Linked DNA regions of Homo sapiens: region 2 is linked to region 1. The links are chromatin contacts, found by Hi-C or POLR2A ChIA-PET in ENCODE. All regions are on one chromosome and are shown on one strand. The core of a region is the stretch at or near the end of the contact, and the rest is flanking DNA. Distances in the headings are between cores, read along the strand shown.

Region 1 (5,030 bases), core at 748-3,247:
GTGGACTGATAACCCTGGACTAGACTCCAAAATCTTTATCTGAAAACAGACAATCTCTAGAGAAAAAGTCTGGGCAGATGACTGATGTGCTAATTCTGGAACACTGACCATCCAAGGCATTCAATATACATTCAGCTCCAAACTGGAGCTTTTTCATCAGTGATATGAGCCGAATTAGTAACGTTTGGTGGGAAAAAAAAAGAGCATGATTCATCAGTGTCTCTTGGAATTACACAGCCAGGGCTGTTCATGGCCTGAGTGGTCAAACCTAACAAAATGAATGAAGGAATCAGCATGAATCTCTGGCAAGCCCCTCAGCGTAGTGGTGATTCCACATAAAAGCCTTCTTCGGAAAAATCATAGCAACTAGATACATGCGTGAGTCTTTTTCCCATTGCCTGTCCCTCTGCTCACCATTGCAGGGGCTGAAAGACTGATGAGATTCTCACAGGCACTAGAAGACCACAGAAATGCCTCCAGGAGGCAGGCTGGGATCCAGGGTCCAACCAATATTCTTGTGAGAGTGTGAAGCCAAGGAACACGAAAGAGGGGAACACCTTGGCTAAGAATGTATTCGTGACAGAGGAGAAGGGGAGGAACAGGAAGCCTCCAGCTAGTCGTTTGGAATCTGGCAACCATTTCTGTCAGCTTTCTCATTCCTAGATTGATGCAGATTGCTTAATTCCTTGAGGTAAGGGATATACTAAATTGCCTCTTTGTTCAACTCTTAGAATAAGAATTTCCCTCTCCTCTCCCGTCCCCTCCCCTCCCCTCCTCTCCTCTCTTTTCTTTTTCTTTGTTTTTTTTGTTTTTGAGACGGAGTCTCACTCTGTCACCCAGGCTGCATGATCTCAGCTCACTGCAACCTTCACCTCCCAGGTTCAAGCAATTATCCTGCCTCAGCCTCCTGAGTAGCTGGGTCTGCAGGCACGTGCCACCACGCCCAGCTAATTTTTGTATTTTTAGTAGAGACGGGGTTTTGCCATGGTGGCCAGGCTGGTCTCGAACTCCTGACCTCAGGTGATCCACCCGCCTTGGCCTCCCAAAGTGCTGGGATTACAGGGGTGAGCCACTGCACCTGGCCCACAGCAAGAATTTTTTTCTGAATAGCATTTTACGTGTTAGGCGTCTGGCTGTTTAGGAGATGAGGAAACTGAGGCCCTCAGTTGCCAAGGTCACACAGCTGGTAAACGGACGGAGCCAGAATGCGAGTACAGCTCCTCCTGCCTCCAAAGGTTCTCTGGGCCCTGTAAAACCACGGGCTGCACAGGAAAGGCAGGCTATATATTGTTCTTCCCCTGGCCCAGCGCCCTGATCCAATGCCCGGACACACATCCACACCAAGTTGGACGAAAAGGTAAGGGAGAAACCTTCCCCAAGAGAAGAAGCGGTAAGCTTTGGTTCTAAAGGCCCTGGGTTGGGTCCGTCCTTTGCCACTTCTCAGCTCTATGCATTTAGGCAAATCACTTATCTTCTTAAACCTCCGCATCTGGGCCTACAGGGCCTCTATGGGTTTTTTTTCTATTTATTTATTTATTTATTCTTTTTTTTTTTAACTTTACGTTCCGGGATACACGTGCAGAATGCGCAGATTTGTTGCGTAGGTACACATGGCATCTACGGTTTGATTCAGTCTGAAATGGCGCTCCAGGCTTCATTTAGAAGGTGAAGCACTCTGCAAACTGCGAGGCCATACAGAGATTCCAGAATATGATTAAGGCCCTAACCTTGCTAAGCTGGATTTTCTTTATTTCCCAAAAAGAAGACTAATACTATCCACTTGTACAACCAGAAGGGAGCTCACGTGTAAAGCGCCTCGTCCCCGGCCGGCCTCAAGCGGCGCTAGCTCTCTGGCTGGCGCTGGAGTGTGCCGCCCCTGGCAGCCCCGCCGCTGCAGCGGGGAGCCTGGGAGAGCGGCTCTCGGAGTCTCAGGCAGCAGGAGGAGCGTGTGAGCTGTGGGCGTCCCTTTAAGAGCGGCTGGCCAGGCACGGCCTCCGCCTCTCAGTACGCGGAGCGCCGGCGGTCACCTGGGGCTCGCGGAGCGGCCAGATCGCGGCGGAGTCGGCGCGCTTCCCCGAGGGAAGGTGGGAGAGGGGACCCGGACGCGAGGTGCCCCGAAGCCCTCTCGAGCGTAACCGTCCCGCGCCTCTCTGAGGCGGAGGATGCGGGAGCGCATCTGGGCGCCGCCGCTGCTGCTGCTGCTGCCGCTGCTACTGCCGCCGCCACTGTGGGGCGGCCCCCCGGACAGCCCACGCCGGGAGCTGGAGCTGGAGCCCGGGCCTCTGCAGCCCTTCGACCTGCTCTACGCCAGCGGCGCGGCCGCCTACTACAGCGGAGACTACGAGCGAGCGGTGCGCGACTTGGAAGCGGCGCTGCGCAGCCACCGGCGCCTGCGGGAAATCCGCACGCGCTGTGCCCGCCACTGCGCGGCGCGCCACCCGCTCCCGCCCCCGCCCCCCGGCGAGGGCCCCGGCGCTGAGCTGCCCCTTTTCCGCTCCTTGTTGGGGCGGGCGCGCTGTTATCGCAGCTGTGAGACCCAGCGCCTCGGGGGCCCCGCATCCCGCCACCGCGTCAGCGAGGATGTGCGCAGCGACTTCCAGCGCAGAGTGCCCTACAACTACCTGCAGCGGGCCTACATCAAGGTACCCACAGAGCGCTCCTCCACTGCAAAGCCCCTGCGGCTCTCACACGCTCTCTTGAGCCCTCCCTGCTGCCCCCGTCATCTCTGTTCAGTCTTTCGAATTGGGTCTCCTTAAATATGTGTCTCAGTTTGTGAATCCAGATATCTGGTGGCCCTATCTCTGTATGCAACAATTGATTAACTTGGACAAGTCTTTTTCTCTCTTTCTCAGAGCCAGCTTCTCTCTCAAAAAGAGGACTGTCCTGATAAGGTGATGTTTAAAGTACCCATTCAGCACTAATTCATGAGGCATTGACAAAGCTGAATCTAGTACAATTTATCTTCTCCCTTCTCACTTCCCATTTCTCTTCTCCCTTCTCACTTCCCATTTCTCTTCTCCCTTCTCACTTCCCATTTCTTTTGTCTCCTCTCTCTTATCCTTCCTATACTGTAGTCTGCACCTTTTCTCTGAAGTTTAAAAGAATCTTCAAAATAGTGAAGTTGAAAGACCTGTTCCAAAACAAATTTCTCTCTCTTCTCCCCTTCACCTACAAAAAAGTAAAGATCAAAGGTTAAAGAGAAGGTATGCTTGGAGGAGGCGAAGCTGTTTGAGGCAGTCTCAGTCAAAGTATCCACCCTAAGTGTTGACTTTTTCTCCTTTGATAGAGGGCTTACGTTTTCTGGTGGTATGCATTGGACTGGGTTACTAGGCATCAGTCCTCTCTTTCTAGTTTTATTTTTGTATGCCTAACTTGCCTAAAGTTAGCGTCAGGAGGTATAGTATGCATATTGACATATTGTTCACATCCATAACTTTGAAGATCTCTCTGGATGCTTCAGCAGAGGGAATTTGAATGAGTTCTTCAACCTCCACTGCCACTCACCCAATTTTCCTTCAAATTGACACTCTTAACCCTTCTTTCTCGTTTTCTGTGTTAATATATCAATGTATCTTCTACAGCTACCGGAAAAGTGGAAGCTTTGGGGTTGGTTGTTCATGCTAGCCAATGGACCAGGCTGCTCTGCTCTGCTCTGCTCTGCTGTGCTCTGCTTTGCTTTCTTTTCTCCTCTCCTCTCCCCTCCTCTCCTCTCCTCTCCTCTCCCCTCCCCTCCCCTCCCCTCCCCTCCCCTCCCCTCTCCTCTCCTCTCTTCCTTTTCTTTTCTTTTTTTGACGGAGTTTTGCTCTTGTCACCCAGGCTGGAGTGCAGTGGTGCAATCTGGGCTCACTGCAACCTCCGCCTCCCGGGCTCAAACGATTCTCCTGCCTCAGCCTCCTGAGTAGCTGGGATTACAGGTGTGCACCACCATGCCGGGCTAATTTTTGTGTGTGTTTGTGTATTTTTAGTAGCGAAGGGGTTTCACCATGTTGGCCAGGCTGGTCTCGAACTCCTGACCTCAGGTGACCCGTCCGTCTCCGCCTCCAAAAGTGCTGGGATTATAGGCGTGAGCACGGCTGGACCAGGCTGTGTTTCTAAGGAGATGAAAGTACATACCATGTTCAAATATCCAAATGCCTTTTGCAGCTCATCCCACAAGATCTCTGCCCTCATCTGTGGTAGGGTTCTCTCAGATTGGCAACTGTTGGTGGAGTGCACGAAATTTCAACTAAGTATAAATCTTAACTTCCTTGTGTTGTGGCTAAGGTGTTGGAGTTCACTGGACTAGTATCTTGGGCAAGAAATGAGGAGAAAGTCTGAATCCTTTCCAGGACTTGTCTTCTGCTTGCTTGTGCCTCCTGATTGCTAAGGCATGTATGAAGTATAACTCTAATTTCTTCTAAGTGATTTACACAATTTCTGGTGGTCTTACAGAAATCAGTCAACACCAGGCAGAGAGGGGACCTTGAGTGTCTGACGGTGAAGTTATCATAAGCTAGTTCCCAGAGCAGAACATGGGTGGTCCCTGTAGCTTGGTCCTCCCAGGAGTCTCGGATGTAAGGTTAGCAGTCCTGCTGTTAATTCTGTCACAAATTTTGGACATATTTTCCTTTCTCATATCTGGAGAAAGAATACATAGTCAAGGTCAGTCCTATAAAAACAAATAACCATGAGGTAACTCTCAATATGTGGGTTTCCCTGGTTCTGGAATTCTGCTTGCTTCACTGTTAATGTCAGCATTTGTCAGTCATTTCCCCTCCGGTTCCCTGGTTGGAGGTCAAAGAAGGTGAAGCCATAGGTTTAACATACCTCAAATTTTTGTGGTGAATTGATTACAGGAACAAGTCACACTCTGTAAGTGAATTACTGGGTGTTGTCTGATGAATTAATGAAGTTTAAGAAGTTCTTTCAAAGATCCGTGGCTTCGTGTGTTCATTTCAGTTCTACCAGCAATATTTCTGAGAGCAGAACAAGTCTTGCGTCTTCTCCCTACTTCTCTTCTCTGGCAGTTTCTTGGATCTACATAATTGATA
Region 2 (5,030 bases), core at 1,308-3,807, 270 kb before region 1:
AAGAGCAATTGAGCTAGCATCAGAACCTTCAAATTTGTGGAAAATATAAGTTTCTATCCTGGCCTGTTGAAGTAGCAATTATTATAAGAGATTATTGTCTCTTTAAAAATATTGACAACTAAAGAGATTGTTGAAAGAGAAGGGAGCCGGATTTGTTACAGGGTTCTTCTTCTTCTTCTTCTTTTTTAAGATGGAGTCTCGCTCTGTCGCCAGGCTGGAGTGCAGTGGCACAATCTCGGCTCAGTGCAACCTCCTCCTCCCTAGTTCAAGCGATTCTCCTGCCTCAGCCTCCTTAGTAGCTGGGACTACAGGCCCCTGCCACCACACCCAGCTAATTTTTGTATTTTTGTTAGAGATGGGGTTTCACTATGTCGGCCAGGATGGTCTCAATCTCTTGACCTGTGATCTGCCCGCCTCGGCCTTCCAAAGTATTGGGATTACAGGCATAAGCCACCATGCCCAGCCTCTTCCTTTAAATGTGAAGGCTTCTTGGGAATATTATAGCAATACATTTTAAGTATGGGAAATAAGAAGGAAGCTAAGAAATATTAACTATTTTTCAAGGTTAGCAAGGGTTTACTTGAGGTGTGTAACCTGGACTGCTCATTCCATTCGTTTTAACTAGAAGTATTCTTTCATGGGACAGATGGCAAATTGGTTGGTTATACTAAAATGAAAGAAGACACTTTAAATTCCAGGACTCTCAATCTCTCTCTCAGCAAGGTTTGACCCTTTCTAAAACTATTTCTTATCAAATGAAGTTAGCAATTATGTCAGCTTAAGCAGAAAGACTTTTAAATTGTTTTAGAAAATATTTTAACAATGCCCCTAGATGGGATTTTACATTTTTTTGTATTTTAAAAAACATAATTATAATTATGCTCAAGTTAAACATATTTCTGTATTCATCACCTACCACTGGCCATCTAGATAATGGCAAACTAATGACAGCAGAACGTTTTATCTGCACTTTTCCCTGAGCACTGTTCAAAGGGCATTTATTTCATTCTTTGCATATATTCATGGCCAGATAAAATGCATCACTGGGCTCACTTATAGCAGACATCCTTTACAGTAGTTCAATTCTATCACAATTTTTGGAAATGTAATTTTCTAGCATTAAAGAGGTATTCCTAACTCCATTGGTTTTGAAATGCCATGTTCAAGTCAGAGGCAAATTAAAAGCAAGAAAAAGCGAGCAGCAAAAATAATGCACAGCAAAATAGAATCATTATTACTTTCCATTTGGAACTCCAATTTGAGAGTTTAATAAAGAAAATTAGAAGAAAAATATATAAACTCAGTCGAGTATCTTTCTTAAACTTTATAGAGGTGACATTATAGCATTTGCTAGGGTAAATTGTTCCCTTCAGGATGCACATTAAAAAGCAAATTGTTTTGCTATATACTCCTTTTTTTGAGCTCTTGAAATATTGTTTCTTTTTCTTACCTGTGTTTTCCTAAGCCTCATTAATGAACAGCAGCTAATTCTGAAGATTTGATTTTTTACTCAGTTCTGCCTCTCTCAGATTCCTATGGCCACAGGTAATGGTTTTGAACTTCAAAATTACTTCTTTCTGAGCTTCTCCAGCGAGAAAAATAAAATCCTCAAATGTGAACCCACTCACTCATCTTTTGAATAGTAGTCAGTTCCCTAGAGCAACTCATTTTAAGGGAGGATTTAAATCCATGCCTGTCCCCCGTACATTGGGATGCACTGGAAAGACATTTTCTCCCTCAACATTTTTTCTTTTACTTGGAAATCATTAAGATAATGTTTTTTCCTCTTGCATGTTAATTGGGTAGGTTTTGCATGCCTTGCATTTTCTTTCTCAACGTTTTAGATTATTAACACTCCTTAAAAAAAGTCTATCACACTATTCTTAATGCTGTCATCAAGAGTAAAAAATTTATCTTAGAAAAAAGGGTGGTACTGAAATGTTACTCAATATGATATATGCAGCAATGGAAGACGTGAATTTCTGGAGGTCTCAGTAGCAGAGATCACTTAATTACCCTTGTGGAAATTTATCCTTGTGAAAAAAGGAGGAACTATTTAGTAACTTCATCTGTTTAATGGGATAACAAGACCTACCTCATAAATTAACTATGAGGATTAAATGAGCTAATAATGTAAAGACTCAATAAATAGTCCATGTTGCCTATTTTTGGTATCATTAGCCTTAGTAAAGATACTGAATGTTGTACATGGCAGTTGGGACTTAGCGAAAATTTGGGCTGGCCTGGATCATGAAAAGAAGCTGCTATCTTCTTACCTCCAGAGAGTCATCAGCATTCACCATCCAACAGTCAGTCCAGGTGGCCACAATCAAAAACCCAGCAGAGAAAAAGGCAAAGAAGCAAGCGATGTATTGAAGAAGATCCCTCATTGTGGCAAGCAGCCCATCAGGATGGCAACATGGGCAGACACCAGCCCTGGCCCCACTTAAGTGGCGGGTGTCAGTCTTCTGTGTTTCTGGTACCTGGCAATGTGAAAATACTGGTCTTTTACTTTTTCTCACGCCCTGCTGCAGGTGTCTTGAGTTGCAGTAAGAATAATACAAACAGGCTGTAACCAACAGTGGGGTCCTGGAGGTCATTATCCGAAGCAACCAGCCTCCAATCAGAAGGCAGGTCAGTGCAAGGGCTGAGTGTGTTTCGGGTGGGGGAGAGAGGAGTTCTGTAACGTTTTCTGACCCAACTGTGGGCTAGTGGTGGTCACCAGACCAAGTGCCAGTGCCAAGACGGGGGAAGGAGGAAGGGTCCCACCCCATGCTGGAACCTGTAAACTGATCTTTCTTAGGCCCTCTAGGGAGAGTGAGCTATTCTCCTCCCCACTCGGAAGAAGGCTACACGGTTGACTGAGTGTTATTTTATTGTTAGGACTATTTTAATATTCGCCGACTACTTTAGACAGACAGGCCACTGGTGAAACTATGCTAAACAAGTGCTCGCTCAAGGGAGTCTGCATTCCAAAGTGTTGCGTAGAACAGCCCCATGAAGGACTTGTAGCACCTGGGCAGTAGGGACAGCCAAGGCTCCTAACCTTTCAGCATCGTAGAGTGGGAACAAGTGTGCATTTTAATGCAGACAGCTCTGGGTGGAAATTCTTGCTCTGAATTTATGGTCTGAGAGCCCTTGGGCTGTAGTTTCTGAAAATGCATGTATTAATATTTTCTTTATATAATGCTTGTTCTTCATATGAGGAATAAAAGATATTGTGCCTGTAAGTCGCTTAGAATAGCATCTGTCAGTAATAGCTAAATGGAAAATATTAACATGACTAAGAATTTCCTATATTATTACTTTTCCCTCATGGACCAATGTTTGAAAACGCGTCTAATGAAGAAAAAAAAACTGTTATATTAGGAAGAAAGTGTGTTTCTTTTTTGTAAAAAAAAGTTTTTAATATGTAACTGGGGCAACTGGAATTTTATCTGTATCTGAATAGGTATCCTTAATGGGTCTACAAATTCCATAACCAATACTCTTTAATATGCTTTAAAAAGCACATATATCAACATTTTCTCTTCATCAGGTAGACTTCTATATACTAAAATAAAAATTTTGAATGAGAACAGTAAAAACAAAGTGGTGATTCTTAATGTAGGAGAGAATGTCAAAGGGGAGACAGAGTGAGAGAAAGAAATTGGGAGGGAGAGAAAGAAAGGAGCAGAGAAAAGGCCAGAAAGAGGTAATTACTCTGGCATGAATCAGCTACTAAGATTCTTATTTTACCAACAGCTTATAAAAGGATTACTTTTTTCCATTTGAAAATTATTTGATCATAATATACAGTATAAAAGGCTAAAATCAGTATTGATAAACCATTTTTCAAAATATATTACAATAATAAACTTTTTGTGGCTAAACTTTGTTTTTTCTAATTTTAATTCATTTTATTCAAGTATATAAAACGTAAATTTAAATGTAAAAGCTGCATGGAAAACCATAGGTGGAATATAAGCTTAATTATTTCTATACATAGGGTCTACAGTACCACCCCTGCTATCCAGAATTTCCCTTTTGAGGCTTCAGTTACCAGTGGTTAATCATGGTCTGCAAAAATTACATGGGAAATTTCATAGATAAACAATTCATCAGTGGTAAATTGAACACTGTTCTGAATAGCGTGATGAAATCTCAAGCCATCCCACTTCACATGGGATATGAATCATCCCTTTGGCCAGCATTTCCACATTGTATGCACTACCCACCCCTTAGTCACTTAATAGCTGCCTCGGTGATCTGACCTACTGTTGCGTATAGTGTGTGTAGGATCCAGTACTGTCCTTCGTTTCTGACATCCACTGAGGGTCTTTGAACATATTCCTCAAGGAGAAGGGGTGATTACTGTACACATTAGCGATCGTTATAACTATCTGCGAGGTACATTACAGATGCTTTTATTTTACTTATTTTGTTTAACAGTTGGAAAAAAAATACCTGTTTTTTAAGTGCTCATTCAAAGAATGTCATTGCCCACGGAATACAAACATGCTGCTTTGGTGAGTCACAGAGAATCTTTCCCTGTGCCCTAAAATCTGAAATGCTATTAAGATTTACTCTGCTGATCTGGGAGAGCAAACCAATTCCAAAAGCACATGCCCTTTGCAGGAAAAGTCCTGGACTTGTTGCTGACATTTCACACAGGGACTTTTCACAGTGTACTTTACCTGCTAACAGTGCACTCCAAGGCAGTAGTTCTTCAACCTGAGTGTACACTGGACTCTGTAAGGCCACTTGTTATAAATGCAAACCCAGGAATTCCACTCCCAGACATTTGGATTCAGGAAATTGGGAGTGGAAGCCAGGAATTCATATTTTACATGTGTTTTGTATAAAATTCTGATTTTGAAACAGATGGCCATACTTTGAGAGATGAGTTTAGAACAACAAAAGAAAAACAATTTTTTAAGAGTTATATACTACAAATCACAGACAAAGTTTTAGAAAAGAGGGTATCAGAATTCCATCTTTGCTACAAACTCTTCCCTAACTAGCACCAATAGGTCCCAAATCCAAATATC

The links. Hi-C counts contacts between places; a loop is a spot of excess contacts on that map. ChIA-PET counts read pairs that join two places held with the same protein, here RNA polymerase II (POLR2A). Pooled maps may share reads with other maps.
Region 2: a loop to region 1 is called in a map of Caki2, with 5 times the contacts of the local background. The contact joins the promoter of CLDN16 here to the promoter of P3H2 in region 1. A Hi-C loop is called at or near these places in 4 of 168 maps with a recorded cell type or tissue (Caki2, HepG2, MCF 10A and 1 more), 1 of 37 single-sample maps with no recorded cell type and 5 of 50 pooled maps. POLR2A ChIA-PET finds 5 or more read pairs at or near these places in 1 of 52 experiments (MCF 10A).

Annotation. Positions count from the first base shown.
Region 1 is chr3:190,117,864-190,122,893 of GRCh38, reverse strand. P3H2 (prolyl 3-hydroxylase 2) reads left to right here and starts at 1,997. Exons shown (of 15, transcript NM_018192.4): 1 at 1,997-2,642. The coding sequence starts at 2,163. P3H2-AS1 (P3H2 antisense RNA 1) reads right to left here and starts at 1,930. Exons shown (of 4, transcript NR_126419.1): 1 at 1,805-1,930. RefSeq lists an enhancer at 1,611-1,790 and silencers at 1,760-2,054, 2,001-2,230, 2,441-2,520.
Region 2 is chr3:190,385,690-190,390,719 of GRCh38, reverse strand. CLDN16 (claudin 16) reads right to left here and starts at 2,557. Exons shown (of 5, transcript NM_006580.4): 1 at 2,277-2,557. The coding sequence starts at 2,390. RefSeq lists an enhancer at 4,006-4,300.